Linked DNA regions of Homo sapiens: region 2 is linked to region 1. The links are chromatin contacts, found by Hi-C or POLR2A ChIA-PET in ENCODE. All regions are on one chromosome and are shown on one strand. Each heading gives the region's core, a stretch centred on a gene start or an enhancer-like site at or near the end of the contact. The rest is flanking DNA. Distances are from core to core; before and after follow the strand shown. Region 1 overlaps SLC9A9 (solute carrier family 9 member A9). Region 2 has its middle 32 kb from the start of CHST2.

Region 1 (3,955 bases), core at 406-2,905:
CAGCCTTATCAGCAGTGATAATAGAAATATATTGGCTTTTCTGAAGATAGATCTTGGGTGTCTCGTTTATGAGCCAGCCATGGCTGGACTTTTATCAAGTCTGTCAACTCGAAACCAAGTTCTTAACCCAAGGCCTGAATGCTGCCAAGATGAAGCCATGTCTGAACAAGGCAATAACATCCCCTCTTATTCCAAAGTGCCTCTCTTGTAAAACTCAAACTTATCAAGAGGCTTTGGATTCCTCTCTCAGTTCCTTGTCTTAACAGGGGAATACATCCCATGTCTAACCAGAATGTTTGTTGCTTCTGGAGTCAAACATATGCGCCTCCTAGGCACAGCCATTAACGTGGGTGTTTCTTGGATGGCTCAGACAACCAGAGTTTGGATTTTAATGGCTCTTTTCACCTCTCTTCTCCCTGAGGCCATCTATCTAGGAGAAATCTCACCTATGTATGAGAGGCAGAAAAAGGAGAAATACTGAAATAATTGCATTTTTATCATAAGCAGACCTATTATGAAGTTATGTGGCAGGAAGAGACCCAAAACAATGGATACAATTTGACTTATCCACCATTCCAGTGGGTGACTAAGAAGTGACTCTAGTTGCCATCTTCCCACAAAGGTCTAAGAGACCTCTTCATCCTCTTTCCCCCATTCAGTATATATATGTTTTCTGGAAATCTGTGCCAGTAAATGTCCAGTGGAGTATTTTGGTTTTGCTTTCTAAAGACTAACCTGGAATGAATAAAGTTCCTCTGTTAAGAAATGGAGAAAACAGATGTTTTAAGTCATCTTTTTAGGGGACCAAGGGCAGTGCCTCTGCCGGCCTGAATCTAAGTCTTTTTTGGCTTTTGGGAGGAGTCAAATGGGCCTGGCAAGTTTTGCAAGGGAAATCTCAGAGGTCATCCAGACCTGAAGTGTAGGTAAGGAGACCCTGGTTTAGCACAAGGTGGAGTCAAGTTCTAGTTCCGCTATTAAGTGTGTCACATGAAGCAGGTCACTTATAAATACCTCTCTGAGGTTTAGTATGCTCATATGTAAAAAGCAAATAATATCTTTCCAAAGTAATCATCCTCAAATGCAAGTCTCACTGTGTCTTTCCCTTGCTTAAAACCAGACACCTGGCCCTTCCTACCTAGTCTAACCTCATTCTCATCACTTAGTCCTCCTCTTGCTGCCTCTCATGCAAGAACACACCAGCAATATTGGATAGCATGCTGTTTCACACCTCTGCTCCTTTGCACATGCTGTTCCAGCCCCCAAGAGGCCTTGCCTCCTTCCCTCCTTCCCTCAAAAAAAAAAAAAGAAAAGAAAAAGAAAAAAACCCACCTGGAACAGGAAAAACATTTGTTCCCCTTTGGAAACTCAGTTCAGATATCACTTTCTATTTGAAACTTTCCCTGAACACTCCTCTACACACCCCTCCCCAGCCCCAACACAAACACACAGCTACTTCTTTGAGTCTCAGACTGTGCCTTGTTCTCATCTGCCCATGATCCAGGTGGGCCTCTCTAATTTGTACAAAGGCTGTGACTAGGCTGGCAGTGGCCCTGGAGGAGTAAGAGTCTTTGGGGACAGGAAAGCAGCCAGAGCGTGTGTGTCACACTGGAAGTCCGGAAGGGAAATGCCTGGAGAGCCAGTTGTCCCTCTGCAGGGGAAGGGCACGATGTGGAGAGGGCGGGCAGGGAAGGCTGCCAAGAAGCCCTCCGTGGTGTTAGAAGTGCATGTCTGGGGCTTAACTGAGATGGACTTGTAACGTGGGAGGGACTCCACACTCTTGTGGAGGATAATTGAGAACAAGGAGGATTATGCAATTTGAAAACATCGAATTCCAGAAAACGTGATGATTCTTGACAGTGACCCACTTCACTTGTACCCATCTGGCTTTATCCTCCAGTTCTGCCTGTCTTGAGCCTGAGTCACTCCTCGTCAAACGCAGTCATTCTGTCTGTTCCCAGTAAGGAATAAGACCAAACCTGCTGGCTGGTTGGAGGATCTGTCCTTTCTGCCAGCTCTCCCTCTCGCCATCTTCCTGGCTCTTTACTGCTTTCCTCTGTCCCTCCATCACTGCTCTTATTTCCTTCCCTCCTGCTATTTTTCCTTCTTATCTGGCTGTTTCAGGGGCTCTCTCCTCCTCCCCGCCACTCCACACAAACCTCATTCAGGACTCCCAGCCTTTCCTGCATCTCCTTTCTTGGGCTTTTTCAGCCCTTTAATTCATTCCTCTTAATATTTATTAATACAAACACCTCATTTTCACCTTCAATGTTTTTTTCTTTCTATTTTCTGGCATCTTTTGGTTCTTCTCTGCTACCCGATTTTCCATCTTTTTAGACAAGCATTCATTAAGCACCTACTGTATTCTGGGCAGTATGCTGAGTGCTAGTGAAGAAAAGATGTATAAGCCTATTGCCTGTATATACTAGGGCAATCATCCAGAGGAAATGGGGGCTGATGCCTCCAGCATCCCCCACCCACCATAGCTTTAATGCTCAAGGCAACGTGCTCCTCATCCTCTGCATCACAATCCAGAGTTGCAAAAGATTCCTGGCCCGCTGTGACAAAGGTGGGACAACACTGTCTTAAAGCCCCTAGCAGAGGTGCCAGGTAAGATATACCAGGCCAGCAGCTAGCAACACCTCTCTCCCCAACCCTCTCACTCTTCCTAGGGTGAAGGAGGACAAGTTGAGATAATGAGGATTCTGAACCTCTTTTATTTCCACTCTGCAGTTCTGCAAGGGTTGGCCCCTCCTGGTTTCATAAAAAACACCTCCACTGACATTAAGAGTGGCTTGAAAATTAACATATACAACTAGTATTTTGCACACCAGAAAAAGAAAGCTTTTCAGCTTTGGGTGGGCTTAGAAATGTGGTTGGGAAGACACTAACTGAAAAACACCAAGGGAAAGCGGAACACTCTAGGACAGTGGTTCTCACACTTTGGTCAGTGTCAGAATCACTAGGGGAAGCTGCAAAAACACAGGGACTGTGCCCTATACTACTTCAAAGGCCTGAGTCACTGTGGGCTCCACTAGATCCCCAGGTGATTCTGATACACACCAACATTTAAGGACTGCTGCTGGAGAATGCGTCTGTCTCATCTTCTGCAGAGGATGGCCCTAACACCCAGCTATTCCATTCTACTCTTGCCTACTGAAGGCTTTTTGTCTGCATGACCTCCACCCTCAAGTATAGGTGGACTTTTCCACTAGAGGGCCAAGAAAAAGGCTAATCCTGCAAGGCCAATCTTCATGCCACAGCTTTTAAAAAATCATTTCCGCCCTCTTGCTGATTTCTCTGCAGCTCTGGGGTGCATTAAACTTAAACTATGTGTGAATAGAAGAGGAAGCAGTTGGTACTATTAAAAGAGGGAGAGAGATAGAAGACTATAGTTTGAATATTACCAACTTCCAAGACTTACAAAGTATGCATTTTGCGCAAATGTCAAAATTTAGTAAGCAAATCAGAACAATTTGGGAGATGGGCAGCAGGAGTGATTTTAAAGCTGCATCTGACCATACACACATCCTGTGGCCGTTCTGCAGGATTAGCCAAGTTTTGCAAATGAGAAAATATGGAAACATACACATGAAAAGATTTCCCAAGGTCATGGTGAAGGTGGTAGTGGTGAGGATTAGGGGCTGAATGCTGTTTCTCCTGGGCCTATTTCTGAGCTACTGGACCACAAAGCTTCCTGAATGCAGATGTTAAACAGGTTTTTGCCTTTAAAATAAAGGTTTAAAAGGTTCTTATTTTGGCCATAGTTCAGTGCAAATCTGCAAATCTCCTAGGGAAAAGGGGACCTATTTGAAGGGAAATTAATTACTTCCAGCTTCTGGAACACAAATCAATTCAACTTTTCCCTGTGTTTTACTAAAGAGTGCTTTAAAGAGTGGTACTCCAACTTGGCTGCTGAGAAACTTTTAAAAAACCTGATGCTCAGGCCTCACCCTGT
Region 2 (3,955 bases), core at 875-3,374, 150 kb after region 1:
TAGAAAAAAATTGACATATGAACATAAATATACAAGGTGTTCATGGGAATATTTTTTCTACTAATGAAAAATTAGGAACTCTCAAATGGAAGAGATTAAATAAAATATAGTATAAAAATATTATGCAGTCATTAGAAGAATATATTGAACCTTTATGGAAAGTTATCCCAAATTGTTCATTGAAAAAACAAGTCACAAAGCAAAATTCATAGTATTCCCATTTATGTGTTTTAAATGTGTACAGACTATACAAATGCAAAGCAGTGTTCATAGTGCTTGCCCCTTGGAGTAAAGCAAGAGTGATGGGGGCCTGCAGTGGACGAGTCTATCATGTTTTCCCCTGAATATTCCTGCCTTGTTGGAGTCTTTCATGAGAAGCATGCATTCATGTATTACTTGTGTGGTAAAAACATCAGTAACTGGTCACCTCCTTCAAACTCCTCCCTCAAACGCATTAAAGAAAACAAACCTGCACTTAATTCAGATCATGATGGGGCTGAAGGAGTACTGACATTCCTATCACATGAGAAATGAACCAGTGTCCATCTCAGGTAAGATGATGGCTGAAATGGAACAGCAGGCCAGTTTCTCATGATTTTGCTCTAGAGGACTGGGGCAGGAGGGAGGAGGGAATTTAATTTTTCTTTGGTGTGCCAGAAAAGGTAGTAGTCTGTACCAAAGGGGGTATATTGAAAGGATATGCACACTTTTGGAATTGTTTGCAAGACTAAAGATCTAGGCTTTGAAAACAGGCAGAGAATGGGAAGCTGGGCTGCCATGAGCACAGCCAAGTTCCCACGCAGGGTGTTATGAGGTCATCACCAGCAGAGCCAATGCCACACGGCTCTGCCTTCTGCAACTAACCTCCAGCAGACCCTGCATCCTTGCATGACTCCCTGAAAATGCCAAATCTTAATGCAAGCATCTTATTTTCCAAGCAAATAAAGAGTAAAGAATAAGATGTATCTGCCCCTCTCTTTGGTTTTATCAAGGGTCTCTGGGACCTACCTCTCTCTAAAACTCTCCCAACAATGTAACATTTCCATTAAATAAGAAGAGTGCTCAGTGACAAACGGCAACCACACTTGGATAGTTCAACTCCATATTTTGCCTGATTCGTAAACAAGAGCCCCAACCTGCCTTTCCATTTGCTTGGGTTTAGCAAATGGATTTGCTTCTGATTTTTGAGTGCTTCGAGTTAGCTTAGCACTTTGCAAAGTGTGTAAGGGAGGGATGCTCCCCAGAGAAGAGGCCGCCTGACTTCTGAAGAGGGAGTGAGCAGCAGCATTCACGAGCTGAGAAGCAGAGGAGACAACAAATGCCCTCTTCTACTCGCCTCAGCTGAAGCAGGGTGCCCAATTTCAGGTGCCCCCTCGTGTCAGGAAATGAAGTAAATCAATGACTGAGAGGGCTCTAGGCTGGCTGGCTGGAGGACTGGAGTTTCATATGCACTGCCTTCAGCTGGCTGATGGGTTCTATTCCAGAAAGGAGTTATTCAGCCTAGACTGGGGAGACAAAAAAGCAAATTCAATGGAGGTTCATAAAACTTATGAAGCATATGCAGAAAAGTACCTCAGCAACTCACTCCTGGGCCTTGTCCCATAAATAACACAAGGACAAAGCGGTGAGGAAAATGAAACTGGAGACTGGGGGGGAAAGATCTCTTTTTCACAAAAAGGAGTTTAGGTGATGATCTCTCCTGCAGCAGGCAGTGGTTGCCAGAGCACATGGGACGGTGGCAGGGCTTCAGAGAGGTCCATTTCATTTTAACATTTTTACCACTTTTGGTATTTGTAGGTATGCAGTACTGGCACTTCTTGATTTAGGATGTAGTTGTATGTTTATTAGAAGAGGAAGAACTCAGAGGGAGATTATTTCCCAGGTGCAGGAGCAGTTCATGACTACCATATTCACTTCTCCATTTCACCCATGCTCTCTCCATAAGACCATCACCACTTTGGGTGAAGAAATATCCAAATTTCTTTTCTCTGGGAAATCTCTAGCAGATGTGGACACAGCAAAGAGGAGCCTGAATGCTCCGTCACATCTTGGCAGACATAGAGTTCTTGTTTGCTGATGGCTAAAGGATGTGCGTGTGCTGTTTCCATTGCTCTTGCCAAGCTACACCGAGGGATGCGCAGGGGAGCGTCAAACTCCAGGCTGCAACTGCCTAAAACCCTGCCCCTTTTCTTCCTCCCGTAAACTGAGGACTGAAGCCAGAAGGGTTCGGGTGAGAAACAACAATTACCTTGGGATGCATTGATCAAGAACTTTTTTCTGAAGGGCCAGGAACAAGCAAATAGTACTGCAGATGGTCTCTCTCTGGTCATTTTCACAGCTTTAGATCAAATCACTTTTGGCCAAAATGATGGAGCAAGAACTGCTCTGAAATCACAGTTACAGAGAGAGTAGTATTTGATTTGTATGACAAATAGAGCCAGGAAGAAACTGGAGGGTGTGACCAAGAAAAAAAAAAAAGCCAGGACAAGAAATCAGGCCAAGTAAGAGCAGAACTAAGCCCAGCCAGATCTAGAGACACAAGTGGCCCATCTGCTTCCTCACAATAGATTGCTTCAGTTTAAATTTTTTAAGAAACAAAAGATATAGGAGACTAGATGCCATAATTTAAGACAAAGCTGTAGCTAGAAAGGCCAATTCTACAGAGAACTAGACTGTATATTGTTTTCATTATCTGCTCATACATCCTCTGTTTTCACATAAAATCTAGTGCCCATTTCAAAAAGGAGAAATGTATATGCATTCACTAGCCCATTGTTACGGAAGCTATTTGTATCAGTTAGAAATGTATTCTGCTACAAATAACAGAAAACCTGACTTCTAGGGCCTTAAATAGACAAGAATGTATACGTATTGGTCTTATGCAAGCAGCAGTCTGGGGTTCAGCAGTCTTAGCAACAGCTCAGAGACTTAACTGACAGCAGGGCTCCAGCTCTGCTCTTCTTTCTGCACCACAAGCCTTGTATTTTAGGCCTCCATCCTCGTGCTTACTGCTTCATGTTTCCAAAATAGCTGCTGCACCTTCAGTCATCACATGTACATCCAGGCAAGAAGAAAAGAAAGAAATTGAAAGGCGTAACATTTGTATTCAGAATGCAAATAATTTTCCAAAAATCCCTTAGAAGCATTCTACTTACAACTCAGTGATCAGAATGTTGTCGCATGGCTACTCTTAGCTATGAAAGAGTCTGAGAGGTGTACCCTTTTAGCTGGACATACTGCCAACCCTTAACAAAATCACCATTCTATTACTAAAGTGAAAATATATATTGGAGAGACAACTGGCAAGTCCACCACAACAGCTGAGCTGACCATACCACACACAACTACAAGCAGCAGCCAAAACAACGAGCCTGCCATTCAGTGCAAGTGTTGTCATCTACAGGACAGCTGTGTGAAGAACACGGGCACTTTATGTTAATGTATTATACAAATGTATAATGCTCATATGTTTGTATGTGGGTTAGATTTGTCAGTAGTTCAGTTTTTCAAACCTATAAAATGGATCTAAGCAGAGTTGGAATTATTTGGTGCAGAGAACAGGCAAATAACGCTCCTTAAAATGTGGGATGTGCAGCTAATTTAAGTTTTCTCCTCAGCTGCCCATAGCCTACCACTTGTGATTATTTGATCCCATAATTACCCAATTTCCAGTTCCATTCAAAGGAATGGTTATGGAACAACATAATAGCTCTTGGAGTTCCTGGCCACAGGACTGTATCACAGGTCTGAAATGCTATCAAAGTTAGTCTTTCTCTACCTCCAACTGTTGATACAGGCTCTAAGATCACCCAGCATTTATCATACATCAAGTTAAATGTCACTTTCTCAGAAGGCCATCCCTGGCCACCTTCCCTAACACATTCGATGCTTCCTTGTCCTCATTTATTTTCCTTCATGGTGCTTCTATACATGTATTTCTTACGTGTCTAAAAGC

The links. A loop is a pair of places that touch in the nucleus more often than their neighbours do. ChIA-PET counts read pairs that join two places held with the same protein, here RNA polymerase II (POLR2A). Pooled maps may share reads with other maps.
Region 2: a map of heart left ventricle shows a loop between it and region 1 (1.8-fold over the local background). The contact joins two enhancer-like sites. A Hi-C loop is called at or near these places in 1 of 168 maps with a recorded cell type or tissue (heart left ventricle), 2 of 37 single-sample maps with no recorded cell type and 3 of 50 pooled maps. POLR2A ChIA-PET finds 5 or more read pairs at or near these places in 5 of 52 experiments (MCF 10A, OCI-LY7, T-cell and 2 more).

Annotation. Positions count from the first base shown.
Region 1 is chr3:143,300,724-143,304,678 of GRCh38, reverse strand. The region is part of intron 14 of SLC9A9 (solute carrier family 9 member A9); the gene reads left to right. Among named protein-coding and RNA genes, the nearest start is that of SLC9A9-AS1, 40 kb to the left of the region's middle. Within about 2 kb of position 1,655, at least 10 of the 41 ENCODE cell types and tissues checked have a DNase peak (open chromatin) inside an H3K27ac peak, as active enhancers do.
Region 2 is chr3:143,149,674-143,153,628 of GRCh38, reverse strand. No RefSeq gene overlaps it. Among named protein-coding and RNA genes, the nearest start is that of CHST2, 32 kb to the right of the region's middle. Within about 2 kb of position 2,124, at least 2 of the 41 ENCODE cell types and tissues checked have a DNase peak (open chromatin) inside an H3K27ac peak, as active enhancers do.